Regions from separate parts of the Homo sapiens genome. Here region 2 is linked to region 1. A link is a loop called in an ENCODE intact Hi-C map of the cell type or tissue named here. Cell type or tissue: GM12878. All regions are shown on one strand. Links, peaks and the distances in the headings refer to the core of each region. The heading gives the core; the rest is flanking DNA.

Region 1 (14,991 bases), core at 3,582-11,581:
CAGCTAGAAATGGTGGAGGTAAGATTTGAATCCAAGCTGCCTGGATACAGAGTTGACATCTATTGGTTGGGAAGGGTTTGGACAATCCCTGACCCATAGATTGGGGACAGTGTCTCAATTGCTTCCTTTGCCAAAGGCCCATGAGCTCCTTGCGCAAAATTTCCTAACTGAAATCCTCATCACCTTGTTTTTCTTTTTCTTTCTTTTTTTTTCTTTTTTTTTTTTTTTTTTGAGATGGTGTCTTGCTCTGTTGCCAAGGCTAGAGTGCAGTGGCGCAATCTCAGCTCACTGCAACCTCTGCCTCCCGGATTCAAGCAATTCTCCCACCTCAGCCTCCAGAGTAGCTGGGATTACAGGCACATGCCACCATGCCTGGCTAATTTTTGTATTTTTAGTGGAGACGGGGTTTCATCATGTTGGCCAGGGTGTTCTCAAACTCCTGACCTCAAGTGATCCACCCGCCTCAGCTTCCCAAAATGCTGGAATTTCAGGCATGAGCCACCACGACCGGTTGTCGCCACCTTTAAATTACACATCACAGTTACAATTATGTTTAAATTACAATTAAACATCACAGCGAGGAAAAGATGGGCAATTCATCTTTATTTGCCTACAGAACCCAAGTCTGAAAAGTATCACTGGCACTCCTTCCCACAATCCTGTCTTTGCTGTTCATAACAAGATTAATTAAAAGGAAACTGCATTCATCTCCCGGGGCTGCTGTAACCAGTTACCACAACCTAGGAGGCTTAAAACAACCAATATGCGTCCTCTCACTGTTCGGAGGCCGGTAGTCCAACATCAAGGTGTTGGCAGGGCTGGTTCCTGCAGGAAGGGCTGGGGGAGAATCTGATCCCAGCTCCTGGCGTTTGCCAGCAATCCTTGGCTTATAGCTGCATCCCTCCAACCTCTGCCTCCATCGTCACGAGGTCTTCTCTCCTGTGTGTTTGTGTCCAAATTTCCCTTGTCTTATAAGGACACTAATCATTGGATTGGGGCCCACCTTAATCCAGTATGACTTCTTCTTAATTACTAACCGTATCTGCAAAGACCCCTATTTCCAAATAAGGTAATTTCCTGAAGTTCCAAGTATATGTGAGTTTTGGGAGGACACCATTCAACCAAGTACAGAGACCTACTTGAGTGTGACACTGAAGGTCTTCTCCAAGGCGACCCGTTGTGGTGAATAAGAGGCAAATGGAAACGGGCCATGTCTTGGGCACCACCAGTGGACAAGGGTTGGCACTGATTCTCTCAGTGACTGATGGGTCACTCTCAGGATGCCTGGGAGGCCAGACATGCCCCAGAGTGGCTGTGTGGGGGCATGTCTCCGTATACAGAAAGTTGGGATACTAAGGGAAGATGTCAGTTCTGGGGTTGCAAGGCAGTGGATTCTAAGATCCGCCCGGTCAAGCTCACCATGGCTGCCCCAGGGAAGTGGCCAAGAATATAAGAGCCACATGCAAGATCTGGCTGTGTCACTAACTAGCAGGGACCTAGAAATCCCAGGTCTACTCCAGTGAGGTATTTCTGGGACTGGGGATGTGTCCCTGTGTTAGGAGCCTCAATGCTTCTCGGTCTCCACTGAACTTCCCAAGGGGAAAGGGGCTGCTCCCAGCTGCAGAGCCCCGGCTGCCATAGCATCTCCTGTAGCAAACAGGTCTTGTTTCAGATCCTGCACTCAGAGAATGGAGCTCTTTGACATATGGGTCAGATGTCCTGGTTTTATTTCGGGGAGGTGAGTGACTGACCCTGGGACCTCGTGCAACCCTGGGGTTCTCGTGCTTCTTAAAGGAGAGGGAAGGCTCAGAAAAGCAACTTGCCTGCAAGTGAGGCTGTGTTCTGGGACACAGGCAGAGGACACCGTCCCCAAACCATAAAGCGGGGCACCCCAGATACAAGGAAGATATTCAAAGAGCTGGGCTGGCTTCCTCTTGACTTCCCACCAAGCCTGTAGGAGGGTTTGATCTTCACAACACCATCACGAGGCAGATATTATTATTGTCCCTATGACTTTGTTAAGGGTCTTGGTTGCAAATAACAGAATTTTAGCTAATTTAAGCAGCAAAGGCTTTTTAAGAGTAGGCAGCTCTTTGCATTCAGGGTGAGGAGACAGAAAACTGGGTCTGGGTGGTAGGTAGCGAGAGAGAACACCCAACCACTCTACGGGGGATGCTTTAGCAAATGTGCAACTGCTTCTTCAGACACAAGAGTTTAGCCATTGATGTCCCCAAAGATCCAGTTATTCCTGCCACCATGTTCACCAAAGAAAAGATAGTGCTTGAGCTAGTGATCTCTCTCTCCATGGAAGTCCTGTATGATTGTACCCGATTGATGATCAAACGGGTTGGAGAATTGAATTCTGACTTCTACATTAATGAGTACAGACTCACACTATGGGCAAATGTAGAAATCTCCAGTTACAGAAAGGGGATTCCAAGATGATAGGCAGCCAGAAATTGAAGAAATGCCCCCAACATGCCACTCTACCGTGAGAAAACAGTCACAGAGAGGTTGAGTAACTTGCCCAGGCAACATAGCTAGAAATGGTGGAGGGGAGATTTGAATCCAAGCCATCTAGTTACAGAGCTGAGATCTATGAGTCGGAGAGGGTTTGGACAGGTGGAGGTGGGAGGTGGAGGGACTCTGATCAAAGGCATAGGAGGAGGGGCAGCTCCTTGCAGAAGGAGCCACTGCTCCCCATATCCTGCCAAATAAAAGGGCAAGGAGGGAGGGGCTGGAAGGCGTGGGTAGAGGTATGAGGCCCTGTGGAACTCCTGCTGGCTGCCACCCATCTGCTTATGCAATTCCAGGACCCAGAGTGACAATGTGCCTGGATTGGGGTTTGTAACATAGGGGACCTGAAGGGAGCTGGGGGGCCCAGGTGTGGCCTGCTCCCATCTCTCAGCCTTGTGTCCCCCGCCAGCCCCCAGAAGGCCTGTGGGAACTGGATGTTCTCCCAGTCATATTGACATTGACGGTAAACAGAGACATTCCAAACCTGCAGGAATTGGAACAATGCAGCCAGGGCCTGAAGGCTACTGAGGTGACCCTGGGGAAGGCCAATGGGCTGGGGCTCCCTCCAGGCCAGCTGAGGAGGACCCTGCATGTGCTTAGCAAATACTCTAAGTGCCTACTGTGTGCAACACGGGGGTGAGGCATTCCTGGGACCCCACCCAGATATCGAGGGGGCTGGGTCAGCCCACTCTTGATGGAGTGGAGTTTCGATGTCACTCTCCTCTCGGCTCCTTGAGGGCCAGGGAGGGGCAGGGTGGGGCAATCTGAGATGCCAGCTCCCTGAATGCTGGGCTGGGATGGTATCACCACCCCACCCCTGTCAACAGCCTGACGTCTGGCAGATGGAAGCCAGCTGTCCCCAGGCTGGGTGCAGAGAGTTGCAAGGTCCTCTGACACTGCCTTCATGTCATGAGCACGCATTCCTCCTGGACTGGAATCTGCACTAGAAGGTACGAGGCAAACATCTCGAGAGGAGTTTAATGACTCCGGGCCAAAGTGGCATGGTGATGACAAGTACGGAGTGGGGCAAAACTGCTCCCTCCCCCAAAGAAGTTTCCCCTGAACTGTGAGAAGGACCAGGAGGCATGGACGGAGCTGGAGGAGTTCCCCACTCCTACCTGCCTGTCTCCTGTGGTTTGAGGACAGAGGAGATTCCTTTTCCTACTTCCCAGCCCTGACTCTTTACTGCTGGGGGACACAGGCTTGCGCGTCAGGTCCCCGCCTCACCAGCTGCCCTTCATCCCTCCAACGCCCAGCCTCTGGGCGGGTGTCAGGGCCCTTGTAGCTGCCAACACCCACCCACCCATCCTGGGCCTTGGCATATCCAGATCTGTACAGCTCAAAGTGTGGCCTGCAAGCCGTTCACAAACAGTTATCTGTTCCCCAAGAGCTGAGTGCAGTTCCCAGAGTAAGGGTTTGGAAACCTACATAGCAATTAGCCATTGCTGCGACATGTAGGCACAGGGGGATTTTTATAGTAAATTGTGAAAGTATTGGTGTGTGATGAATCAGCAACTGAAAACAGATGCACAGACTGGTCCTTCACCACAAATCATTTGAAAAACACTGAGCTAAGGGACCTGCGGGAAGAGAGCAGGGAGTTTCTCCTGGCAGCTGTCGGGATCACCCTGCCTCACCTCCTTCCCTCCATGTCTCTGAGCTCAGACCCTCCAGGAACTTCCAGGGGACCTGCCAGGGCTTCTCTGAAAGGCACGGAGTGCGCACAGCCTGGCTGAAGTCTGGAGGACCCAGGAATCCTTCAGCGGATCCCAGGATCCTGGGGTGGGATGCATAAGGCAGCTGGCTCAGGGTCAACTCTTTGCCCCGGGCCCCTCCCCTCCCTCTCAACCCAACCCTCTCCCTGCTGCCCCCTCACTAGTCCCACAGATCTGGCTGGTGCACTGCGTTAGGCTCCAGATGGACAAGGTCCCTGTCTTTCTGGGTTTGGGTTCTTGTGGCTATGGGTTGGGGGTGAGTGCAGACAATGAACACATGAGTAAATGAAGCAGATGATTTCAGGTGGCGCTGTGGGGAAATACAACAGGATGATGCAAAAAGGGATCAAGGAAGGTGGGCTTGGTGGGGTGCAGTATATCACGTGTGGACTGGGGTCAGGGAAAGTCTCTGGGACTTTTGAATAAAGGAAGGGAGTGAGTGGGCAAAGCTGTCTTTTTAAGAGCCTCAGAAGGTGGGTCACGCCTTTGTTGGGGAGACTGGGTGCAGTAACCTTGCTGCATTTGCCTGTACTTACCTGGCCACAGGAGGGGACCATGGGCCACCCACCAGAAAGGGTGGCGGGGTTTTTTTTGTTTGTTTGTTTTGAGATGGAGTCTCATTCTGTCGCCCAGGCTGGAGTGCAGTGGTGCAATCTCAGCTCACTGCAGTTCAACCCCCTGGGCTCAAGCAATCCTCCCATCCTCAGCCTCCTGAAAGGCTAGAGCTATAAGTGTGTGCCAACATGCCCTACTAATTCTTGTACTTTTTTGTAGAGATGGGGCTTTGCCATGTTGCCCAGGCTGCTCTCGAATTCCAGGACTCAAGCGATCTGCCCAACTCGGGATTCCAGGCATGAACCACTGCACCTGGCCATACTCTGCTTCTATAAGGTTTATGTGCTTAGATTAGGCCCACATGGATAAGTTCCTTTTGAGGAACTGAAACTCAACCAATAAATCCCTTTTGCTAAGTAAGGTAATAAAGGTAATATAGTCACAGGAGCGACAGCTCGGTATATTCTCAGGTCCACCCATCCTCAAAGGGAGAATTACAGAAGGGTGAGGTTCACGAGGGCTGATGGTTACGATCACAGCAGGCAGTAGGCCCCTAGACCTCCTGCATTAGGGCTGTGCTAGCCTGGGGGGTCTAGAGTGTTGGGTTTGAACTCCACTAGCTGCTGTGTGACCCTGGACAAGTTGCCACCTTCCTCTGGGCCTCAGTTTCCCTATCTGTACACCTACGAGACTGGACTCACAGAGCTTCCCCACCTTGCCTGCCCTTGGGAATCACCTGTGAGAGCTCTTCAAAAATATAGTGCCCAGACCCCATCCTCAGGGATCCTAGCTTAATTGGCCTGGGGTGCAGCTCAGATGTGAGTTCATAATAACATCTACCCAGGTGATTTGCGACAATCCGTCAAGGCGGGGAACTGCAGGATTGGAATTGGAAAGGCTTTAAAGCAGTGGCTGTCAACCTTGGCTGCATGTTAGGATTCCCCGGGGAAATCTTTTTTTTTTTTTTTTTTAAAGACCAGTGCCAGGGCCCCACCCCAGTACCTGACTGAATTGGTCAGAGGTGGGGTGTTGGCAGCAGCATCTTTTAAAAGTTCCCCAGGTGTTACCAGGGTGCAGCCAGGTGATTATAATTCCCAACTTCCAACCCTCTTCCTCATCATGGGGTGAGATGGGGACAAGAAAATGCCAGAATGAAGGAGGAAGTAGAGACAGGGAGAGTAAAGTGTCATGGGTCAGCCCCAAAGACCCCTCTGTGGAACTGTCATCTTCCTCTGGATCCCCCCAAGGCATTGAGAGGAGCTCGCTCTTGGACAGGACTTTAAACCCATCAACACCTCTGTGCTCTGCTCTTTGAAACGAGGGCTTATTATGCCCCCACTTCCCAGGACTGAGGATTAAAAGTGATCATGCCCCTTCACTTGAGGTGAGGAGTTCGAGACCAGCCTGGCCAACATGGTGAAACCCCGTCTCTATTAAAAATACAAAAATTAGCCAGGGGTGGTGGCAAGTGCCTGTAATCCCAGCTACTCAGGAGGCCGAGACAGGAGAATCGCTTGAACCTGGGAGGCGGCGGTTGCAGTGATCCGAGATGGCACCACTGCACTCCAGCCTGGGTGACAAGAGCAAAACTCCATCTCAAAAAAAAAAAAAAAGTGATTATGCCCCTGAATGCTTAGCGCATTGCCCCAAGAATGGCATTACAAGAAAACTCTTGGAAGCTCCTTGGGGCAAGGCAGAGGGTGCCAAACGGAATCTGATCTCCACAGCCCCGGGAAAGGCCACCGAACGTCTCAGCCACTGAAATCTCAGCTCCAGCGCTCCCAGCTCAGCCCTGGAAACCAGGCTCCAGCCCTATTTTAAGCGTGGCCACTGCTCATTCTGCACCATTTCCTTCCAAACAAACGGCTTCCCTTTGGGGAGGTTATCGGTGTGCAGCCCAGGGTGGGCAGGGCCGGATTTCTGCCCTGGGCACTCCCCGGAGGTTGGAAAGAGGCCAGAGCCAGGGCCCTAGCAGGGCTGCTGGAACAAGACTGATTCCTGGCTGGGTGCAGTGGTTCACGCCTGTAATCCCAGCACCTTGGGAGGCTTAGGCAGGTGGATCACTTGAGGTCAGGAGTTCAAGACCTGCCTGGCCAATGTGGTGAAACCCTGTCTCTACTAAAAACATAAAAATTAGCCTAGTGTGGTGACGGGTGCCCGTAATCCCAGGTACTCAGGAGGCTGAGGCAGGAGAATCGCTTGAGCCCAGGAGGCGAAGGTTGCAGTGAGCTGAGATTGCACCACTGCACTCCAGCCTGGGCGACAGAGCAAGACTCCGTCTCATAAAAAAAAAAAAAGGATTGATCCTGGAGCAGGTTCCAGGCAGGGACACACCTCCAGTTCTCTGCCCAGGGCACCCCAGGTTGTATGGAGTTATCCTCTTTCATTCGTGGAGTGATGAAGCCTCACAAGCAGGGACCACCTGCAGGTTGTGAGCAGTGCTCTTTGATGAGGTGCCCCAGGTGCCTGGCTAAGTGCTCTGTAGGGACCCAAGGATATGTCTCACCATTTCTCAACAGCCTCATGACTGGTCTCTCCTTTTCTAATCTTGTCCCCTCCAATCCATTTCTCCCACAGTAGCCAGAAAACATGAATTGGCTCATTCACTCCACTGCTTCAGCTGTTCACAGGCTTCCACCATCCTTAGGATCAAATTCAAATTCCTACCATGGTCAAGGAGAGCTGCTTAATGTGGCCCCTGCCTGCCTCTCTGGTTTCTCCTTATCTCTCATTCCCCCAACTCATTCCAGCCATAGCAACTTCCTCCTTTCCATCACACGCACGTGACTCTTCCCTACCCCAGGGACTTTGCACCTGCTGTTTATGTCCTCTACAAGAAGTTTTTGTTCCATGGCTGGTTACTCTTCTAGTCTAACTGTCACCCTTCAGAGAGATCTTCCCAGATCACTGCCTCAACAGCGCCCTCACCACTCTCTCTCTGTCACCCTGTTTCATTTCTTCCTAGCACTTGTCATACTGAAAGTGTCTTGTTTTCTTGCTTATTGACTGATTGATTTTTCCCCCCATGGTCTATCTCTACCCCTAGAGAGGGTGGGGACCTTGTCTGGCCTGTTCACTGTGAGTGCCTGGGCCTGGCAAATGCCCAAAAGGTGTTAGTTGAATGAAGGAACAAAAGAAATTCACAAAGAGTTTCAAAGCATGAAGTGTGTGCAAGTCATTGTAGGGGCTTACAAATTACACATCACCACTCTGAAGGTAATATACCCGAAGGGTTATTCTAAGTGCTTTGCGTATTCGAACTCAACCTTTCCGCAGTCCTAGGAGGTAGGGAGTAGTAGTAGTAGTAGTCCCATTTTACAGATGAGAAAATGAAGGCACGGAGAGGTTAAATGACTGTGTAATGTCACACAGTCAGTCAAACCCAGGCATAGCCAGCTCCATAAGCTGTAGTATGTCTATGGGGAAACATGACGTGTGATGCAAACTTCTTAGCTGGGTTGCACAAGGAAAAGAAAAACCATCTCCTTACATTGTGGCCACACCCACATGGGTGAAATGAAGCTGCTGAAGGTGGGAGCGGGGGACAAGGAATTCCTTCAGGAATCCTAAAAGAAGCAGCAGAATTCCATGGTGGGTAAATCAGAAGCACAAAGTTCTAGGACCCATGGCTTCTCACCACGCCAGACTGTTTCCCCATCTCCAAAGTGCAACAGTGACACGATGGTCCTGGGCATTTCTCTCAGTTTTATGATTCTATTAAGTGACAAATGGGTGCCACCCAGTATCCCAGAAACTCCTGGGGTGGGTAGGAAATGGTGGCGAGTGGGGCTCAGACAGCAGAGAAAGGCATCAAAATCTAGGTCGGAAGTGGGAGTCAGGTGGAAAGGAGCGCACAGCTGTGGCTTCTGTTTGCCCAGTGCCCAGTCCTCCTTTCTCTGCTAGCTGCATGCATTCCCTTTTGGGAACTACCCTTTGGCCATGCTGTACAGATCTGGGGGATGGGGGTGTCTAATAAGGGGTTCTGGCTTCCCCATGGCCATGGGGGTGGACATATAACCCAAGCTAAGCCGATCAGATCCTCTCTCCAAATAGGAGTCCCAGCCCCAGGGAACCAGGGGTGGGGGAGGAAGGTGGTACCCACTTCTAGGCTCCTCCCAAGTCATGCAAGATCTTGTATCTCCTGTGGCTGGGGAGGCTCTTGCTGCACGCAGAATCCTCAGAGGGCTCCCCACAGGCTCCCGCCCCAGCCTTTCCCTCTGACCTCATTCCTGCCACTTTCCCCATCGTGCGCCATGTTTCAGCAACACGGTCACTGATTATGCCTCAGACAGGGCAAGCTCCTAGTCACCCCAGGGCACTTGGACTTGCTGCTTCCTCGCTCAGAACATTCAGCGGCAGACCTTCCTTCTCACGGTGGTTCTTTCTGGTTGTTTCAGCCTTTATCCGCGGTGTCCTCAGGCCCTGCCCTGCCCCTGTGGTCAGTGTCTACCACGTCCTCCAGCTATATTTTCCTCAGGGCACATATCGTGAGCTGAGGTTGCTTGGCTGCCTTATATGTTGATTTGCTTTTGTCGGCCTCCCGTTTGGTGTAAGCCCCTTCTCTGAGTGTTGCGCCTCCTCCTACCTTCCTGGGCCAGGCAGAGCCCCTGGAACTTGGCCAGCGTTTCAAAAAAATGATATTTGAGGCTGAGCACTGTGGCTTATGCCTGTAATCTCAGCACTTTGGGAGGCCGAGGCAGGTGGATCACTTGAGACCAGGAGTTTGAGACCAGCGTGGCCAACATGGTGAAACCCCATCTCTACTAAAAATACAAAAATTAGCCGGGCATGGTGGTGGCAGGCTCCTGTAGTCTCAGCTACTCAGGAGGCTGAGGCAGGAGAATCACTTGAACCTGGGAGGCAAAGGTTGTAGTGAGCCGAGATGGCACCATTGCACTCCAGCCTGGGCAACAGAGTGAGACTCTGTCTCAAAAAAATAAAAATACAAAATTTTAAAATACAAAATTTAAAAATATTTGAATAAAAGAATAAATTAATTAAGGGGGCAGTGGAGTGTGTGTAATGCCAAGTAATCCTCTATAGAATACTTCAGAGAGTTACAATGAGGGAATTCTTTGTCCTGTTTTCAAATGGGAAAACTGAGGCCAGGCAAGAGACAAGGAAGTCATATCAGAACGCCAACCTGGCCTTCCATCCCCTTGGGAAGAACTTCTCCAACCTCCCTCCATACAGGAATACTTGGGCTTCAGAATCACTTCCCACAAAGGGGAGCCCGGCACCCAGGGCCAGGGAATCCCCAGCAGTGATCTTCCCTGAGCTTCCAGGAAACGATCTGTTTCTCTTCTTTGTGAGACACACAAAGCGTTCTCATGGAGGAGGGGCATGTGCACGGAGGAGCCCTTGAACACCTGGACCTGGGGCACCTGGGAGGTGGGAGGATGGGAGGAACCCAGCAGCCGAGGACAGGTGGCAGACAAGCTGGGTCATGCTGTGCGCCCGTCCAAACGGATCCGCCTGGCATGTGGGTGGTGTGGCCCAACTGGTTGGGTGAGTGTAGGGTGTGGGCTGGTGAGGGTGCCAGCCAGTGAACTGTGACACTCCTGCCCTGCAGATGGGGAGGCACCTGGTCTCCCTTCCTCAGAACAGCCCCAGTCTGCACTGACTCTGGGTTTGAGACCATCAACTGAAAGGACCCAGAGGTTCCCTGGCATCCTTCCAGGAACGAGGATGTGCTGGGCACAAGGTCACTTGAGTCAGGCTTCCTGAGAGCATCTCACCTCCTGGTGGAGGGAAAGGAGGAAGTATTCCGGGGCTGGAAATGAAATGGAGATTGGGTCAAGATAAATGCATGAAGAGGCCACTAAGGAGAGAAAGCTTGAGGGGGACACAAGACAGTTGAGTGTGGTCATTAAGAATTTGGAGATCCTTGGATATTCCAATTATCCTGATTTGATTATATGAATGTATCAAATTATTACATGTACCCTAAAAATATGTATATCTAATATATCACTAAAAATAAATACATGAACTTAAATGAAAAAAATAATTTTGGCCATGCATGGTGGCTCAAGCCTGTATTCCCAGCACTTTGGGAGGCCAAGGTGGGAGGATCACTTGAGCCCAGGAGTTCAAGACCAGTCTGGGCAACATAGTGAGACCCTGTCTCTAAAAATAGTAGCAATAATAATATTTTTTTTTAAAAGAATTTGGAGGCCGGGCACGGTGGCTCATGCCTGTAATCCCAGAACTTTGGGAGGCCAAGGCAGGCGGATCACCTGAGGTCAGGAGTTCGAGAACAGCCTCACCAACATGGCAAAACCCCGTCTCTACTAAAAATACAAAAAAAAAAAAAAATATTAGCTGGGTGTGGTGGCACATGCCTGTAATCTCAGCTACTCAGGAGGCCGAGACAGGGAAATCACTTGAACCCAGGAGGTGGAGGTTGCAGTGAGTTGAGATCACGCCATTGCATTCCAGCCTGGACAATAAGAGCGAAACTATGTTTCAAAAAAAAAATTTGGAGTTCCGCAGAGCTTTGAGTCTTGGCTCTTGCCACCTACTTAGTTAACCTGTCTGAGCCTCTGCTCCCTCATCTGTAAAACAGGGGTCACAGCACCTACTTTCTAGTGTGGTGAGGATTAGATGAAGCCAGGGCACGTAAAAAGTGTTCGGCACTTAGGTGTTCAATAAGGTGGGAGTAAGGAAGAGAAGCTTAGATGGGCGATACTGAGGACAGTCTGGTGTCTGTCATCACTTGCTATGTCTCCTTTCTCTATCCCCTAAGTTTTACTTTCCCTTCCTAGAAAATGCTGGGATGGGCCCCACCTCTCTGGACTCTTTCCACTCCATATTCTGTTCTGTCACTTCGCAAAGCTGGTTGCTCGTGCTCTAGCTAAGGTGCTAACAGTTGATGTGTAGCTAATGGGATAATGACTGACAATGGATTCACGGGGCTTCCCATCTAAGAATTTTACCCAGTGACACCTCGAGAAGCCAAAGGAACATTCTCTGCAGAGTCTGGCACAGAGAAGGGGATACGAGAGGGTGATTTGGGTTGAAGGGCGCTTCCTTGGCCCTCCTATGTCTGCTAAGTGTCCTCAGACCCAGCCCCAGTTTATTAAATGGATAGGCACTGGATACAACTGCAAAGAGGAAAGACAGGAATTAAAGCCCTTAGAACGTTTCTGGGGGGATCCCTTAACATCCCTTTTGGGGGATGCAAAAGGGCAGGATCGATAGATGTGCCATGAAAGGTCTGGGGGCTGCACGTGGGGAAGAGGCCCCAAGATTCACTCTCTACTTCTCTGTGTTATTGTCCTTGATTTCCTAGATTTATGCTGGAACAGAGTTCTGAATTTGGTCATCCCAATACCACCTTCACAGTTACTGCCTTTTCAGTACCTCCTACCTATATTATTATTTCAGAGTTTGTTCAATTGCAGCCTGTGGGCCAAATATGATCCCAAGTCTGCCTTTGTAAATAAAGTTTTATTGGAACACAGCCAGGCCCACCCATTTATAGTTGAGATGAATGGCCTGCAAAGTTAAAAATATTTGCTATCTGGCCCTTTACAGAAAAAGTTTCGTGACCTTTGATTTTACTTCATTTAAAAAAAATCAACTTATGTTTTTGACTTAAATTTATTTCAAAATGAATTTTTTTTTACCACTACCATAAACAGAAAATCACAATCTCAAGCCTGAATGGAAGGAAATTAGAAAAACAGAGCCAAAGCAAAACAATGATTTTCAATTCTACCTGGAGGCTGTTGCCTAACCAAACTTCTGAGTTGAGGCCTGTGTGCTCTTTCTTTAGGAGAGATATTATTCTTTCATTCATTCCACAGGTATTTGTTGAGCACCTGCTATGTGCCATGGCCCCCTTAACCCCCCCTCCTTTAGGTCTGATTTATACATTCTGTTCCCCACAATATTTCATCTGAACAAAAAGATAAAAGATTCTGATTCTTAAAAGGTTGAGACCAGGTATGGTGGCTCACATCTGTAATCCCAGCACTTTGGGAGGCCAAGATGGGAGGATCACTTGGGCCCAGGAATTTGAGACCAGTCTGGGCAACAAAGTGAGACCCCATCTCTTTAAAAAAAAAAATGGTTGAAACCAACCAAATTAGGGGAAAATCCACTGGACCAGGAGCTTGGTTTTCTTGTTGTTTTCTTGACCAACATCTTGTGTTGTCTCCTGACCTGCCATGTGCCCTTGAGCAAGTCAAGTCCTCTCTGAGCTTGTTCCTTCCACATCAGATTTTCCAACTCCCCTGGACATACAGTCGCCTAGTGCTCCACCCCTTACTTCTAAAAATGATAATTCTCAGTCCCTTCCCCTGGAGATTCTGATTCAGTGGGTTTGGATGATGGACCCAGTGATGTAAATTTTTAACAAACACTCCCCTCCCGCCCAATCCACCCCCGCCCGGGGGATCACCTCCATTGTATTAGGTTGGGAAAAAGTCTTTGTGGTTCCCTCCGTCATTTCTCCAGCTTCCCAGTATTTTTTCAGCTCTGAGCACCCCGTCCCACCTGATGCCTCCTCTCTCTGGTTAGGGGAGTCTGGAGTGCTGCCACGGGAGGGGGTGACCATGTGGAGACTTATGCTGTAGGCTCCTGTCATGCCATAGGAACTGGCTGGTTGGAGAGGTGATTAGTACCCTTGGGAGGGGGAACATTTAGAAACCATTTCAGGAAAAACAGAACAAAACATCTCCTTCCCTAATCTTTAGCCAAAGGCTGATTTGCCAGTTTTCTGGCCACAAAACCTCGGATCCACCCTAGAAGAAGGAGGCCCTAGAATAACAGTTTCCAAGCACTAGGACTGGTGTCTAACAGGCTTTTACAATCCTGGAGCAAGGAATGAGCCCGGGCATCCTCAGCCTCCATGCTTCAGCACCAGGCTGAATAGGGCTGGGTTGAAGAGGATCCCATGGGCGCGGATGGACGGGATGAACTTATAACCGTGTATGGTCAGCGCTAGCTGCTTCTCCAGGAATCTTACAATCTGAGCTCTGACATTTGAGGTTCTAATTCACTTGCATGATCCAGGACAAGACCTGGGCATCCATTCTAGAATCTTCCAACTCCTTCAAGGACCACCCACTTTCCATGCTTAAAAGACACGTCTTCAGAGAGGCCTTCCCTGGCCCTGGCTGTCCTTGGTCTTTCCCCTCCTTTTAACTCTGTGTCTATTCTGTCTGCCACAAATCCCTCTCCAAGTCACAAATCCCTCTCCAAGTCTGCTGTTTGTCTTACGACCTTTTTTTTTTGAGATGGAGTTTCACTCTTGTTGCCCAGGCTAGAGTGCAGTGGCATGATCTTGTCTCACTGCAACCTCCACCTCCCGGGTTCAAGCGATTCTCCTGCCTCAGCCTCCCGAGTAGTTGGGATTGCAGGCATGCGCCACCACGCCTGGCTAATTTTGTACTTTTAGTAGAGATGGGGTTTCTCCATGTTGGTCAGGCTGGTCTTGAACTCCCGACCTCATATGAGCTGCCCGCCTCGGCCTCCCAAAGTGCTGGGATTACAGGCATGAGCCACCGCATCCGGCCACAACTTTTTTCATACTTTATCACTTGGATCTTTTTTTCCTTCTTGAATTTCAGCTGCTACAACTTGTAATGGAATGTTTGTTTGCTTGGGTATTTATTAATATCTCATAGCCCCCTCACTAGTCTGTTCCCTTCACTGAGTCAGGGACTATGTCATTTTCATTTGTCACTGTGCCCCAGCACTGGGACAGAGTCTGGCCCTTGGGAAGCCCTCAAAAAATAGTTGTGGGATGAAGGAATAAGTACAGCAGCACTTCTCAAACTTTAACACGCAGGTGACTCACCTAGAGATTTTGTGAAAATATAGATTCTGAGCCACCAAGGCTGGGTGGGACCTCAGAGTCTGCATTTTTCACAAGTTCCCAGGGACGCTGATGCTGCTGGTCCATGGACCACACTTTAAGTAGCAATGTCCTAGATAAAGTCTGTCCTCATCAGTCAGCCACCCCACCATCTATGTCTCCCTCCCATTGCTCAATGCCTGGGGAGAGGTTTCAAGCTTTTCAGAAGCAAGGAAAGGGCTACTGAAACCTAAGAAAGGATTAATAAAGAAGTAGGAGAAATTGCAAGGAGCACAGAATCAAAAATGCTCTGGAAGCTTAGGTGAGGACAGCACACACACTAGATTTTCAAAAGCATCACATCCCTACACTATCCACTTTGTCTGGTCCTGGAGGCTG
Region 2 (14,991 bases), core at 3,356-11,355, 60 kb after region 1:
CTGACCAACATGGCGAAACCCTGTCTCTACTAAAAATACAAAAATGAGCCAGGTGTGCTGGTGCATGCCTCTAAATCCCAGCTACTCGTGAGACTGAGGCAGGAGAATTGCTTGAACCCAGTATGGGAGGGTTGCAGTGAGCCAAGATCATGCATCGCACTCCAGCCTGGGCAACAAGAGTGAAACTCTGTCTCAAAAAAAACAAAAAAAGGAAAAAAAAAAAGAAATGTAGAATCCCGGCTGAGCGCAGTGGCTCATGCTTGTAATCCCAGCACTGTGGGAGGCTGAGGTGGGCGGATCACCTGAGGTCAGGAGTTCAAGACTAGCCTGACAACATAGTAAACACTGACTCTACAAAAAATACAAAAAGTAGGCGTGGTGATGTGCACCTGTAGTCCCAGATACTCAGGAGGCTGAGGTGGGAGGATTGCTCGAGCCCAAGAGATGGAGGCTGCAGTGAGCCAAGACTGTGCCACTGCCCTCCAGCCTGGATGACAGAGCAAGACCCTGTCTCAAAAAAATAAATAAATAGAAAAGAAAGAAATGCAGAATCCCAGTCCCCACCCCAGACCTCCTGAGTCAGTCTGCATTAGAATAAGCTCCTCAGGCAATTCTCACATGTGTTGCAGTTTGAGAATCCTGGAAGCCCACCATGCCTCGTGCCTAATTAGCAGTCAGTGTTTGCATCATGAACGGACGGCCTTTCTCTCTATTTCCATTTTGTGTTACAGGCCTGGTGGGTAGGAGATGAGTTTTTTGCAGATGTCTGGAGAATATGTACCAACAACACGAATTGCACAGTCATCAATGACAGCTTTCAAGGTAAGTGTGAATGAAGGAAGCTGACTGAGAAGCACTGAGGGAGGAAGGAACGGTCAGGAGTGAGGCTTCGGGTTCCCCGACTCCGTACCCTCTCCTCCACTCACTGCATACTCCGGTGGGCCTGGCCGCGTTTGCTCAGTGTGTGCTGGAGCGGAGGACAGCACAAGCTGGAGATGCCAGGGGTGTGGAGAAGCCGGAGGCTGGAGGGAGACCAACTCCAGCTAAGTTGGACCTCATGCCTTCTCTTCTCTGCCTCTTGGCACAGCCGAGTTTCCCGTTCTCATCCTTTCTCCAGCTTCAGCTCTCATCTAGAATTTTCTCTTCCCTTCTTTTTTTATCCAAGCCTTGCCTCTAAATGGGCTCAGAGACCATAATTTACTCTCCAGTCACTTTTCCCTGTCCAGCAGTAAGAAATCCGAGATCTGGCGGGGCTCAGTGGCTCATGCCTGTAATCCCAGCACTTTGGGAAGCAGAGGCGGATGGATCACTTGAGGTCAGGAGTTTGAGACCAGCCTGGTCAATATGGCGAAACCCCATCTCTACTAAAAATACAAAAATTAGCTGGGCGTGGTGGTGCACGCCTGTAATCCCAGCCACTGAGGAGGCTGAAGCAAGAGAATTGCTTGAATCCAGGAGGCGGAGGTTGCGGTGAGCCGAGATCACGCCACTGCGCTCCACCCTGGGTGACAGAGTGAGACCCTGTCTCAAAAACAAACAAAAATCCAAGATCTGGCTTCCGTTCCTAGACAAGCTGTGTAGCCTTGCATTGGGCATGTCAATTTCAACATCCTCAGCTGTAGAACAGAAGTAATAATGATGCCTTTGCTGTGCCCACCTCTTCAATGAGCTAAAATACATGAAAAGGCTTTAAAATACAGAAAATCCCATTCAAAAACATGCTAACCACTGTTTTTCATTATGAAGTGAATGGTTCTGTTTTTCCTCATAGAACTGATGAAATAGATACTTTGGGATCCCAGTTGCCTGATAAAATACAGTATACCCGGTTAAATTAGAGATTTCAGATAAACAATAAGTACTGTTTTTTAGTATGACTATGGCCCAAATATTAATATAACATGGGACATACTTATGCTAAAAAATATTTGGTTTTGTTGGTGGGGGGGGAGGGTTTAGTTTTTTGGTTTTTGTTTGTTTGTTTGTTTGTTTTTGAGACAGGGTCTCACTCTGTCACCCAGGCTGGAGTGCAGTGGTGCAGTCACGACTCACTGCAGCCTTGACCTCCCGGGCTCAAGTGATCCTCCCATCTCAGCCTCTCAAGTAGCTGGGACTACAGGCACTCACCACCATGCCCAGCTAATTTTCGTAATTTTTGTAGAGATGGAGTTTCACCATGTTGCCCAGGCTGGTCTCGAACTCCTGGGCTCCAGAGATCTGCCCACCTCAGCCTAAAGGAGGAGGAGGAGCCACCATGCCTCTCCTAAAATTTATTTGTTGTCCATCGGATATTCATGTACTGGGCATCCTGTCTTTGTGTTTGTTTTGGTTTGTTTGCCAAATCTGACAATCCTATTAGGGAGCAAAGGAGCCTACTCCCTGGGTCCCAGATTCTCACCACACTCAGTAACAATATCCATATTCATCATAAAAGCAGCAAAAATACCAGTAGAAGGCACCATTTACTTAAAGTTTACTGTGAGGCATGGGTCTAAGTCCTTTACATAGGTGATCTCATAGCCCCATCAGGCAGGGACCATAGGCCCCATTTTAAGATGGGGAAACTGAGGCAGAGAGCAGTTAAGTTACCCAAGGCCGCATAGCCAGGAGCGAATGATGGCGGCAGGATTCCAGTCTAGGTGTGACCAGCTCTAAAGCCAGTACCCTTAACCACGGAACACCATCGGTGCTCCCTTCCATCTCGTCTGTTATTCTGTCATGCTAACCTCTGGCCCTGGGAACAGCCCTCCTTCCCTGAGCTCTGCAAGCCCCAGCTGTCGCCAGTGTGCAAGGCCAGCTGGGAGGGCTTGCTGTGCTCTGTGGCTGTTTTTCTGAATCCTCCACATGGGATTATTCACTTATTTTTCTTTAAAACAGGGGTTGGCGAACCGCTGGCCAAATTCAGTCCAAGGCCTGTTTTTGTTTGGCCGGGGAGCTAAGAACAGTTTTTACATTTTTAAAAGTTGTTTACACACACACACACACCCCTAAAAACAAAACAAAAAGAACATTCAACAAGAGACCATATGGTTCACAAAACCTAAAATATTCACTGTCTGTCCCTCTACTGAAAAAGTTTGCCAACTTTTTTTACTTTAAAAAGTTTACTTTTAAAATAGCCCACTTTTCTGTACATAAATCTACTGTATTTAGTGGAGACAGGGTCTTGCTGTGTTGCCCAGGCTGGTTTTTCACGCCTGGCTTCAAGTGATCCTCCCACCTTGGCCTCCCAAAGTGCTGGGGTTTTTAGGCATGAGCCTCTGCACTCACCCATAAATCTATTTTCTTTTTTTTTTTTCCGTTTGAATCAGGGTCTCGCTTTGTCACTCTGGCTGGAGTGCAGTGGTGCAATCACAGCTCACTGTAACCTCTGCCCCCCAGGTTCGAGTGATCCTCCCACCTCAGCCTCCCCAGTAGCTGGGATTATGGGTGTGTGCCACCACACCTGGCTAATTTTTGTATTTTCTGTAGAGACAGGGTTTTACCATGTTGCCCATGCTGGTCTTGAACTCCTGAGCTCAAGCGATTCTCCCACTTCACCCACTGTGGCCTCCCAAACCATAAGTCTATGTTAAAGAGAATGTCACATCCCTCCCATGAGTGTTATCACTCGTATAAACTAGTATCACTTGCCATAAAAGAAGGGAAGCTTTCTGAAAATACTAGATGGAAAGCCCAATGATGTTATCAAAGTCTGGGCAGACACACTTCCCTCCTGAAGCCTCTAAGCCTGTTTCTGGTCCTTTTCATGTTAAAAAACAAACAACCCCAAACACCCAGATATTAGTGGGTGTTTTTAAAGCACAAAAGCAGCTGGTGGAGAACTCCTCCTTGAGGTCCTTAGAGAAATCTATTTATTTATTTGTTTATTTATTTATTTATTTTTGAGACAGAGTCTCGCTCTGTCACCCAGGCTGGAGTGCAGTGGCGCAATCTCTGCTCGCTGCAGTCCCCGCCTTCTGGGTTCAAGCCATCCTCCTGCCTCAAACTCCCAAGTAGCTGGGATTACAGGTGTGTGCCACCACACCCAGCTAATTTTTGTATTTTTAGTAGAGACAGGGTTTTGCCATATTGGCCAGGCTGGTCTCAAACTCCTGACCTCAGGTGATCCACCTGCCTCTGCCTCCCATAGTGCTGGGATTACAGGCGTGAGTCACCATGCCCAGCCCTTAGAGGAATTTAAACTGAGCAAAGTGAGCATCCCTCTCATTCCGTGAATTTGTGTAGTTTCCCGTCCTCACTGGGTTCCACATACACCCATCTCAGGGGCTGCCTGGCAGGCACATCCTGCACCCCCTCCCAGCTTTGAGAAACCCTGTTCTAGGAACATCTATTCATCCTTTCCCCCAAAGCCATGTTTTCCCCATTTGCCCCATCATGGGTCACTTGTTGCTGAAAATACAGATTCCTGGTGCCCACTCCAGGACAATGGTAGCAGAATCTCCAGGGGGAGAGGCCTAAGAATCTGTATTTTTAATAAGCAATCCCAGGTGATCCCTGGGATTGGGCAGATTTGGGAAGTACTGCTGTAAGCCAGAGGGTCACCACTTGGGCTCCATATTGGAATTCCCTCGGTGGCTTTACGAAGCCCTCGTGCCCGCTCTCAATGCCCGACGTTCTGATTTATTTCATCTCAGTAGAGCCTGCTGGGTTTTCTTTTTCTTTTTCTTTTTTTAATGGAGTTATAATTTACAAACAAGGAAACGCAGGCTTCTTAAGGGCTCAGTTTGGTGGGTTTTGACAATTGTATAAACACCCACGTAACCACCATCCAAAAGAAGACAGAGAACATTGCCAACTCTCCAGAAAGTTCCTCGGGCCCCCTTCCACACAGTTGCTACCGCTTTCTGCCCCGAGGGCAACCACTTCTGACTTCTGTCACTATAACTCACTTCCACCTGTTCCTGGGCCTCATGGGAATGGGGTCATGTGGTGTGTGTCATAGTGGGGGAGCCGGTCTGACTCCTTTCGCTCCCCATAAGGAATTGGGGGAAAGGCTAGATGCTCTCCAAGCAACCGTAATCTGTAGCCAGAATGGATTAAATCCACAGCTCTAGACGTTTCATTAAGTACTTACCAATTATGTTCACTCCAGTGAGTTTTCAGGCAAAACTGCAAAATTGAAGGAAAAAAAAGACAGAAAGAAAAAGAAAAGGAAGGTGTGTCCTTAGATTTTCTGTGCAGCGTGGACGCTGTCCCCTCACGTTATCTTTTGGCCTCATCCTGGTGGTAACATTCAGCATTCAGCTCTTACACAGGACTCCCACCTTGCCTGCACCCTCCAAACCCCCTTATGTAGATGAGTTTACTCTACCTTCCTAGCCCGATGAGGAAGGAGCTATTAGTATCCCCATTTTAGAGTTCAAGACCACCGTGAGCAACATAGCGAGACTCCATCCCTACAAAAATTTTTTAAAAATTAGCCAGACATGCCTGTAGTCCCAGCTACACAGGAGGCTGAGGCAGGAGGATCACTTGGGCCCAAGAGTTCAAGGCTGCAGTGAGCTACGGTTGTGCCACTACACTCCAGCCTGGTTGTCAGAGTGAGACCCTGTCTCAAAAAATATATCTATATCCCCATTTTACAGGTGAGGAAACTGAGGCCCACGAAGGTAACCCATGTGCAGGATGCCTTCCCTATGGCCACATAGCTTTCTACACATTAGCCTCACTGTGACCTGCCCCCATGTGACACCCTCCACCCTAGGCCTCCCTTCTCCACTGAAACTTCTCTGTACTGAGCCCCAAACCTTCATACCCCAGTCTCTGTTAAGGCTGACCTGAAAAGAAAGGAGCTTTCCTCCTCTTTGTAAGTAGTGACCGTGAAGATCAGCCTCCGATACCTACAGGCTAGTGTGGAGTCCACAGAGCACCTCACAAGGTCACAGTCCCATGAGCCCTGAGTCCATGGGAATCCCTCTCTAAAATGGAGACCCCCAAGGCCCCATCCTGATTTCTTGAGTCACAATCTACCACGTTGGAACCTGAGGTTTGTCCTTCAAAAGATTCCCCTGTCCATGAGCCAAGCATGTGGGGTCTGTGACCCAGACCAGGAAGAATGCAGAGCAGGTGGTTCTTGCCTCGTCTTCCAGATAAGGGGTCGAGGATTGTCCAGTCAAATGGACACTGGAGGTGAGGGGCAGGGGGTCTGGAAGACGCCTTGGCTGCCCTTGTGCTCAGACCATGTAGACGACCGCCTGAACCCCTTCCTGTTTGCCTCCTGTCACACCTACTCTGGAGCTGCTGCGGTCGCTGTGTACCCCACAGTGCCGGCTGGCCAAGGTCCTCAGTCCTGCGCCCCTGCCCTTTTCCCGCAGAGTACTCCACGCTGCAGGCGGTCCAGGCCACCATGATCCTCTCCACCATTCTCTGCTGCATCGCCTTCTTCATCTTCGTGCTCCAGCTCTTCCGCCTGAAGCAGGGAGAGAGGTTTGTCCTAACCTCCATCATCCAGCTAATGTCATGTAAGTACATCAACGGGCTTCCCTAACAAGGGGCTTTCTGGAATAAGCACTCCCTTCCCAGCCGCCAGGAGGGAAGCCAGGAGGAGGGAGAATTTGGAAAGGAGAAATTGGCAGCCGCGCGGTGCTGTGTGCCGGTGTGTGTTTGCGTGTGTGTGTGTGTGTGTGTGGGCGCATGCATGCTGTACCACAGTGGGACGTTTATATTTGGGAGTTTGGATTGAGTTGGGAGTCCAGGGAAGGCATCCTGGAGACATGAAGCCAGAGGATCTGGAGGGTGAGTAGGAGTCGCTGTCGACAGTGTTGTGTCTCAATAGAGAGAGGAGGGAACAGTGTCCTGGGTAGAGGGAACAGCATGACGGAAGCCCTGTGACAGGAGGGACGGAGAGCTGCCCAGTGGGGCTGGAGTGCAGTGGGAAGTGAACCAGCAGGGCAGGCAGGGCCACGCCCCATGGAGTCTTGCAGGCCATAGAAAGGATTTGGGGTCTTTGTTCTAAGCTGATGGGAAGCCATCAACAGGTTTCAAGCTGGTGGGTGACAGAGGTGCCCACGTTGCACCAGGCCTGTGCTGGCTGCAGGGGCTCAAGAGATGAACAAGGCACAGCCTCAGTCCTGGAGGAACTTGGAGGAAGCAGAGGTCTCAGAGCATTTTTTTCTACTTAGGAATTTTAGCAAGGCTTAAGTCAGATCAGAAGTCAGAAGCCACACCATGATCATTTGTTGTTTCTCAGTGACGATTTAAAGCTTTCTGATGACAAAATACAGAAGTCCCTTCTAGGGTGCTTTCCAATCAGGAGTTGACGAGTGGCTTGATGAAGGCAAGAAATCTGGGTGTGGGAGCCAACTTAGGCTGCTTGGCCCTAACCACTCTAACTACCACCTCCTTCCAGCCCTCCACCTCCCGGGCCAGGGTCAAGTCCAAACCTGCCATGCCCTCAGGATGACCCTGAGATGTGTCATCAGTGCAGTGCAGTGACAACTTGTTCTAGTTTGCCTGGGACCATCCTCTGGTTTAAAACTGAAAGTCCCGGTCAGGTGCAGGAGCACTTTGGGAGGCCCATGCAGGAGGACTGCTTGAGCCCAGGAGTTCAAGACCAGCCTGGGCAACATAGTGAGACCTCCTCTATACAAAAAGAAAAAAAATTAGCCAAGCATGGCAGAGCACACCTGTAGTCCCAGCTACTTGGGAGGCTGGAGTGGAAGATCATTTGAGCCTGAGAGGTAAAGGCTGCAGTGAGCTGTGGGGTGCTGTACCACTTGTATTAGTCCATTCTCAAGCTGCTAATAAAGACATACCCGAGACTGGGTAATTTGTAAAGGAAAGAGGCTTAATGGACTTACAGTTCCACATGGCTGGGGAGGCCTCACAGTCATGGCGGAAGACAAAGGAAGAACAAAAGGGCTTACATGGCAGCGGGAAAGAGAGCGTGTGCAGGGGAACTCCCATTTATAAAACCATCATATCTTGTGAGACTTACTCACTACCACAAGAACAGTATGGGGGAACCGCCCCCATGATTCAATGATCTCCACCTAGCCCCGTCCTTGACATGTGGGGATTATTACAATTCAAGGTGAGATTGGGGTGGGGACACAGCCAAACCATAGCACCACTGTACTCCAGCCCGAGGGATACAGTGAGACTCTTCCTTGAAAAAATAATAAGATAAATAGAGTAGAATAAAATACAATATAAAATAAAAACACTGAAAGTCCCGCATCCTAGGAAACCCCAGTCCAGGGCAAAGTGGGGTGGTTGGTCACACTCAGCGTCCCCTCCCCTTGGGGCACTTTTACTGGACAGCCAGGTACCACCCCTTCTAGGTACAGGTGGAGAATGAGAGTGTTTTCAAGTGCAAAAGACTCCGGAGGGTCACTTGATCTTGAGAACCCCCCAAGTCCACCACAGTCCTTCCGGGGACCTTTCTAAAGTGCAGACTCCCAAGGCCCCAGCCTGCCCTCTTGAATCAGCATCTGCTGGGTTAGAGCCTGGGGATTTGTACTCCTGTCCCTGAGCCAAGCGTTGGAGAGCAACAAGCCAGAACAAATGAGGCCTAAAGGGAGAATGCGTTCTTCCCAAGGACCCTGGGCGAGGTAGTCAGGAGGTGTCTGATCCCCCTCCTTTACTGTCTCTGTATCTGCCAGTTAGAGGCGTGGACCCCCCACCCTCACCGACCCCATTAAAGGCAATTGAATCCTGTCATTTAACTTGGGGTGGGGGGACTTGGGTGGTTACTCTGTTGCCCGGGCTGAAGTACAGTGGCGTGATCATGGCTCACTGCAGCCTCGGCCTCCAGGGCTCAAGCAATGCTCCCACCTCAGCCTCCCAAGGAACTGGGACTACAGACATGTGCCATTATGCCTGGCTAATTTTTGTAGAGATGGGGTTTCACTATGTTGTGCAGGCTGGTCTCGCAATCTGCCAGCGTCAGCCTCTCAAAGTGTTGGGATTCCGAGCATGAGCCACCGCACCCAGCTTCTGAAGTTTATTTTCTGTTATTGTCTATGTTTGTCTGTTGATCTGTAAGCCTGCTTAGTCAAAATTGATTACCCTAATATATGTATTTAGGAATTTTATATATATAAATTTTCACATATATGAAAATTCCCCCGTATTTTAATATGAAAGTCACGTCTTCCCATTTTCCTTGCATAGCATCCCATTCTCCCCAACTCCTGTGGCCATTTTCTGGTCCAAAGACCTGGCCCTCCCTGTTCTGCTTCAAACTGCAGAGTGTTTAATGCTGTATCAGGCAGGGATCTTTAGACGCAAGCAGCAGATACTCTAACTCATGTGAGAGATGGGATTCTGGGGGTAGCCTGCAAGAATCAAAGGAAAAGCTGAAAAACCAGGTCTTGGAAAGAAGATCCAGGCACCAGCAACTGATAGGCAGCGGCTCCAGGGAGGTGCTGTCAGAATCAAGGAACCCTGACAGGGTCACTGTTTAGACTCAGGTTTCCAGGAGTGAGAGTCTGATTGGCGGAGATTGTCTACGCGCTTGGCCCCTGGCCAGAGAATGTCTGAGCATCTTGAAGGATAGTCCCACCAAAACTGCCTGGCCAGGAGAGAGATAGGTCCCCCAAGGAAAACCACAGAACCTAAGCTCATCTTAGCTCTAATGTCTGTAAATATTGGGACAGCAAGTATTTCTTTTTTTATTTTTTGAGATAGGGTTTCGCTCTGTCGCCCAAGCTGGAGTGCAGGGGTGCGACCTTGGCTCGCTGCAACCTCCGCCTTCCGGGTTCAGGCGATTCTCCTGCCGCAGCCTCCCAAGTAGCTGGGACTACAGGTGTGCACCATCACACCCAGCTAATTTTTGTGTTTTTAGTAGAGGTGAGGTTTTGCTATGTTGGCCAGGCTGGTCTCGAGCTCCTGGGTGCAAGTGATCTGCCCGCTTCAACCTCCCAAAGTGGTGGGATTACAGGCATGATCCAACGCACCCAGCCAAGGACCACAAGTACTAAAATTAGGGTGCTTTTGGCCTTATGTGAGAGAAAATCGAATTAACTGTGATTTCAGCCACAAAGATAGTTACTATTTTTACATAACAAGTACTCTGGAGGTAGAAAAGTTTCTAGAGCTGATTTAGCAGCGTCTGCGTCAAGCACTTCCGCTCATTCCATCCTTCTATTCTGTCATCTTTAGTGTTGGTGTTGACCTCTTCGTGGCTCCAAAAAGTTTGCTGCAACTCCAGATATTTCATCCTGCCCCGACAATATTTAAAGCAGTCAGCAAGAGAAAGGAGAGCAATTTAAAAAAGCTTTCTCCTCCCTCATCGCTCTCTTTTCAGGCAGTCATATTTTTCTTTTTTTTTTTGAGAGGAAGTTTTTGCTGTTGTGCGGGCTGGAGTGCAGTGGTGCGATCTCGGCTCACTGCAACCTCTGCCTCGTGAGTTAAAGCGATTCTCCTGCCTCAGCCTCCCTAGTAGCTGGGATTACAGGCACCTACCACCACACCCGGCTAATTTTTTGTATTTTTAGTAGGGACGGGGTTTCACCATGTTGGCCAGGCTGGTCTGGAACTACTGACCTCAGGTGACCCACCTACCTTGGCCTCACAAAGTGCTGGGATTACAGGCATGAGTCACCGTGTCCGGCCCAGGGAGTCATATTTTTCACTGAAGGTTTTCTGTGGTCAGAACTGGGATACATACTGACCCATCAGCTATAACAAGTAAACAGGAACCAGATTGCCAAGAAGAAGGTTGGCAAACTATGGCCCATAGGTCAAATCTGGCCTGCCACATGTTTTTGTAAATAAAATCTTATTGTAACACTGCCACTATTATTCATTTTTGTATTGTCTATAGGTGGTGTCATGCTACTGTGGCAGACTTGTGTGACCATGGCCCACAGAAAACCTAAACTGCTTACTGTCTGGCCCTTTACAGGGTACGTCTGTGGACCTCTGGCTTAGACCAATTATGTTCACCCTCTGGGTTGGTGATGTGGCTGCCCAAACAAAACTGGGTTTAGTTAGCAAGAATGGGAAGCAAAATAGCTACAGGGTAGGTGACAATATCCTTCCACAAAATATCAGTTGTAATTTTTCCAATAGACTAAAATAAATACCTATTAATAATAAGAGCTTAAGGCTGCACGCGGTGGCTCACGTCTGTAATCCCAGCACTTTGGGAGGCCGAGGCAGGAGGATTGCTTGAGCTCAGGAGTTCAAGACCAGCCTGGGTGACATGGCAAAATCTTGTCTCTACAACAAAATAATAATAAACAAAGAATAAAAGCTGAAGTTTGTCTTCAACTCTGGCCGTATGCCCCTGGGCTACCCAGGGTGCACTGTGGTCCATGATTTATTGAAAATTCACCTTTCTTCCTGACAGGTCTGTGTGTCATGATTGCGGCCTCCATTTATACAGACAGGCGTGAAGACATTCACGACAAAAACGCGAAATTCTATCCCGTGACCAGAGAAGGCAGCTACGGCTACTCCTACATCCTGGCGTGGGTGGCCTTCGCCTGCACCTTCATCAGCGGCATGATGTACCTGATACTGAGGAAGCGCAAATAGAGTTCCGGAGCTGGGTTGCTTCTGCTGCAGTACAGAATCCACATTCAGATAACCATTTTGTATATAATCATTATTTTTTGAGGTTTTTCTAGCAAACGTATTGTTTCCTTTAAAAGCCAAAAAAAAAAAAAAAAAAAAAAAAAAAAGAAAAAAGAAAAAAAAAATCCAAAAGAGAGAAGAGTTTTTGCATTCTTGAGATCAGAGAATAGACTATGAAGGCTGGTATTCAGAACTGCTGCCCACTCAAAAGTCTCAACAAGACACAAGCAAAAATCCAGCAATGCTCAAATCCAAAAGCACTCGGCAGGACATTTCTTAACCATGGGGCTGTGATGGGAGGAGAGGAGAGGCTGGGAAAGCCGGGTCTCTGGGGACGTGCTTCCTATGGGTTTCAGCTGGCCCAAGCCCCTCCCGAATCTCTCTGCTAGTGGTGGGTGGAAGAGGGTGAGGTGGGGTATAGGAGAAGAATGACAGCTTCCTGAGAGGTTTCACCCAAGTTCCAAGTGAGAAGCAGGTGTAGTCCCTGGCATTCTGTCTGTATCCAAACCAGAGCCCAGCCATCCCTCCGGTATCGGGGTGGGTCAGAAAAAGTCTCACCTCAATTTGCCGACAGTGTCACCTGCTTGCCTTAGGAATGGTCATCCTTAACCTGCGTGCCAGATTTAGACTCGTCTTTAGGCAAAACCTACAGCGCCCCCCCCCTCACCCCAGACCTACAGAATCAGAGTCTTCAAGGGATGGGGCCAGGGAATCTGCATTTCTAACGCGCTCCCTGGGCAACGCTTCAGATGCGTTGAAGTTGGGGACCACGGTGCCTGGGCCAGGTCAGCAGAGCTGCCTCGTAAATGCTGGGGTATCGTCATGTGGAGATGGGGAGGTGAATGCAACCCCCACAGCAGGCCAAAACCTTGGCCTCCATCGCCACAGCTGTCTACATCTAGGGCCCCAAAACTCCATTCCTGAGCCATGTGAACTCATAGACACCTTCAGGGTGTGGGGTACAGCCTCCTTCCCATCTTATCCCAGAAGGCCTCTCCCTTCTTGTCCAGCCCTTCATGCTACACCTGGCTGGCCTCTCACCCCTATTTCTAGAGCCTCAGAGGACCCATCCACCATTCATTCATTCATTCATTCATTCATTCATTCATTCATTCATCAACATAAATCATAACTTGCATGCATGTGCCAGGCACAGGGGATACCCTCTAGAGACAATCTCCTCCTAGGGCTCATGGCCTAGTGGAGGAGACAGATTAAAACTTAATTAGAAAAACTGGCTGGGTACAGTGGCTCATGCTTGTAATCCCAGCACTTTGGGAGGCTGAGGCGGGTGGATCACCTGAGGTCAGGAGTTCAAGACCAGCCTGGCCAAAATGGTAAAACCTGTCTCTACTAAAAATACAAAAATGAGCTGGGCGTGGTGGTGCATGCCTGTAATCCCAGCTATCAGGTGGCTGAGGCAGGAGAATCACTTGAAATGGGAGGTGGAGGTTGCAGTGAGCCGAGACCGTGCCACTGCACTCCAGCCTGGGTGACAGAGTGAGACTCCATCTCAAAAAAAGAAAAAAAAGAAAAGAAACTAATTACACACTGTGATGGAGGCTGCAAAGAACACCACTAAGAATTCAAAATCAGCTGGGTGCGGTGGCTCACACCTGTAATCCCAGCACTTTGGGAGGCTGAGGCAGGTGGATCACAAGGTCAGGAGTTCAAGACCAGCCTGGCCAACATGGTGAAACCCCGTCTCTACCGAAAATACAACAAAATTAGCCCGGTGTGGTGGCAGGTGCCTGTAATCCCAGCTACTTAGGAGGCTGAGGCAGGAGAATCGCTTGAAACTGGGAGGCGGAGGTCGCAGTGAGCCGAGATTCACCACTGCACTCCAGCCCAGGCGACAGTCTGAGACTCCGTCTCAAAAATAAAACGATTCAAAATCGAGGCCTGTGGCATGGTAGGGAGGCTGCTTTACGCGTGCCTATTATTAAATGCTCCTGGAGGCATTTAGGTATTTAGATCAGTCTAAATATAGCTCCATTCAGTTCGTGCAGATGACAGTTATTGGGCAGTACCTGTCTGTGTAACACCCAGAAAACATGTCTGTGGAGGGGCCCATGGTCCCGACAGTAAATGCGGTGAGAGGGTCCCATAGAGCTGGAGTTTTCAAGCTTTAGGGGTTCCCGTGCTGCTTGGGACAGGCTGATTCAGAGGGTCTGGGTGAATGATTTCCAGGTGATTTTAAGACTGTGCTGAGAAATAGGGCTTTTGGGGCCTTGTCCTTCAGGATCAAAGCATGATGCTGTGTGGCAATGCAGACCACCCAGGAACCATCCCAGGAGATAAGCTCTTTGCACCTCATTGTCTTTTTCTGCTTATGTTGGAGCAGGATGCTGGGGGCTGTCCTGGGATGGGGTGTGGGACCTCGTGCTATTTAAATACTTTTGCACTTGACCTTCTGCTGAGTGGAGTGGTGGTTTGCCATCAGCTCAGTTCCAGTGGAGCTGAAGAGACATCTGGTTTGAGTAGTTTTAGGGCCACCATGGATATCTCTTCAATGCAGGATTGGCTCTTTCCATCTGCTCTTTCATTCATTTGTTTTTGACAGATAGTATTAAATGTTTACCATGTTCCAGGCACTGTGTGAGGCTCTGAAAATACAGGGGTGAGCAAATCCAGATATCCTCCCTGCCATCATGAAGTTTGGAGTCTATGAGATAGGACCCCCTCCCTATGGAGAAGCCACCAATGCAGTACAGGGTGACCTGGGGCCAGAGACAGGACAAATGTCACCTCCTGCCTCCATGAGATACTCTCACTAGTCATATTGTGGGCAAGAATGTGGCTTACACCCCTAGGGTTAACAGGATGCTACCCAAGCTCATGGAGGAAGTTGAATCTTAAGTTCCCTTGAAACTTTCTACCTTGGTGGCTTTTCTATAATTTTCTTTTTTCTTTTTCTTTTTTTTTTTTTTTTTTGAGACTGAGTTTTGCTCTTGTTGCCCAGGCTGGAGTGCAGTGGCACCATCTTGGCTCACCGCAACCTCTGCCTCCTGGGTTCAAGTGATTCTCCTGCCTCAGCCTCCCGAGTAGCTGGGATTACAGGCATGTCCCACCATGCCCAGCTAATTTTTGTATTTTTAGTAGAGATGGGGTTTCTCCATGTTGGTCAGGCTGGTTTCGAACTCCCAACCTCAGGTGATCCGCCCACCTCAGCCTTCCAAAGTGCTGGGATTACAGGCATGAGCCACTGCGTCTGGCCTTCTATAATTTTCTGGTAGTCACGATGGAAACAAACAAAACACCTTAGAACCAGAGATCGACCCCCTCAAGCAATACATCAATTCCCTTCACAAGAAACGTCGGGGCTACATGAGTATCTGTGTTGAATGCGGTCTGAAATGATCCTATGGATTTTCCCGGCTGGTTGCCACTGCTGTACAACATTCAGTGCCCACATCCACCTGTGCCATTAAGCTTTTTTGAGACATGAGAGATGCCTCTTCCCTG

Evidence for each region. A loop is a pair of places that touch in the nucleus more often than their neighbours do. Peaks named below come from ENCODE experiments on the same cell type or tissue, not always from the same donor. Only the 100,000 strongest peaks of a DNase experiment are listed, where the experiment ranks them.
Region 2: a loop joins it to region 1, with 2.3 times the contacts of the local background. A loop is called at or near these places in 12 of 110 quality-filtered maps.

What each region holds. Positions count from the first base shown.
Region 1 is chr16:10,590,040-10,605,030 of GRCh38, reverse strand. No RefSeq gene overlaps it. Among named protein-coding and RNA genes, the nearest start is that of EMP2, 17 kb to the right of the region's middle. RefSeq lists enhancers at 4,885-4,974, 7,505-7,799, 10,226-10,742. In GM12878, for the core only: a CTCF peak has its summit at 7,712; DNase peaks (open chromatin) are centred at 3,982, 5,216 and 7,711.
Region 2 is chr16:10,529,401-10,544,391 of GRCh38, reverse strand. EMP2 (epithelial membrane protein 2) reads left to right here. Exons shown (of 5, transcript NM_001424.6): 3 at 732-822; 4 at 6,318-6,464; 5 at 11,300-14,991. The coding sequence ends at 11,487. Among named protein-coding and RNA genes, the nearest start is that of LINC01290, 8.7 kb to the right of the region's middle. RefSeq lists enhancers at 7,378-7,467, 10,426-10,720 and a silencer at 10,426-10,720. In GM12878, for the core only: no CTCF peak of the experiment used is centred there; a DNase peak (open chromatin) is centred at 7,311; H3K27ac peaks cover 277 bases.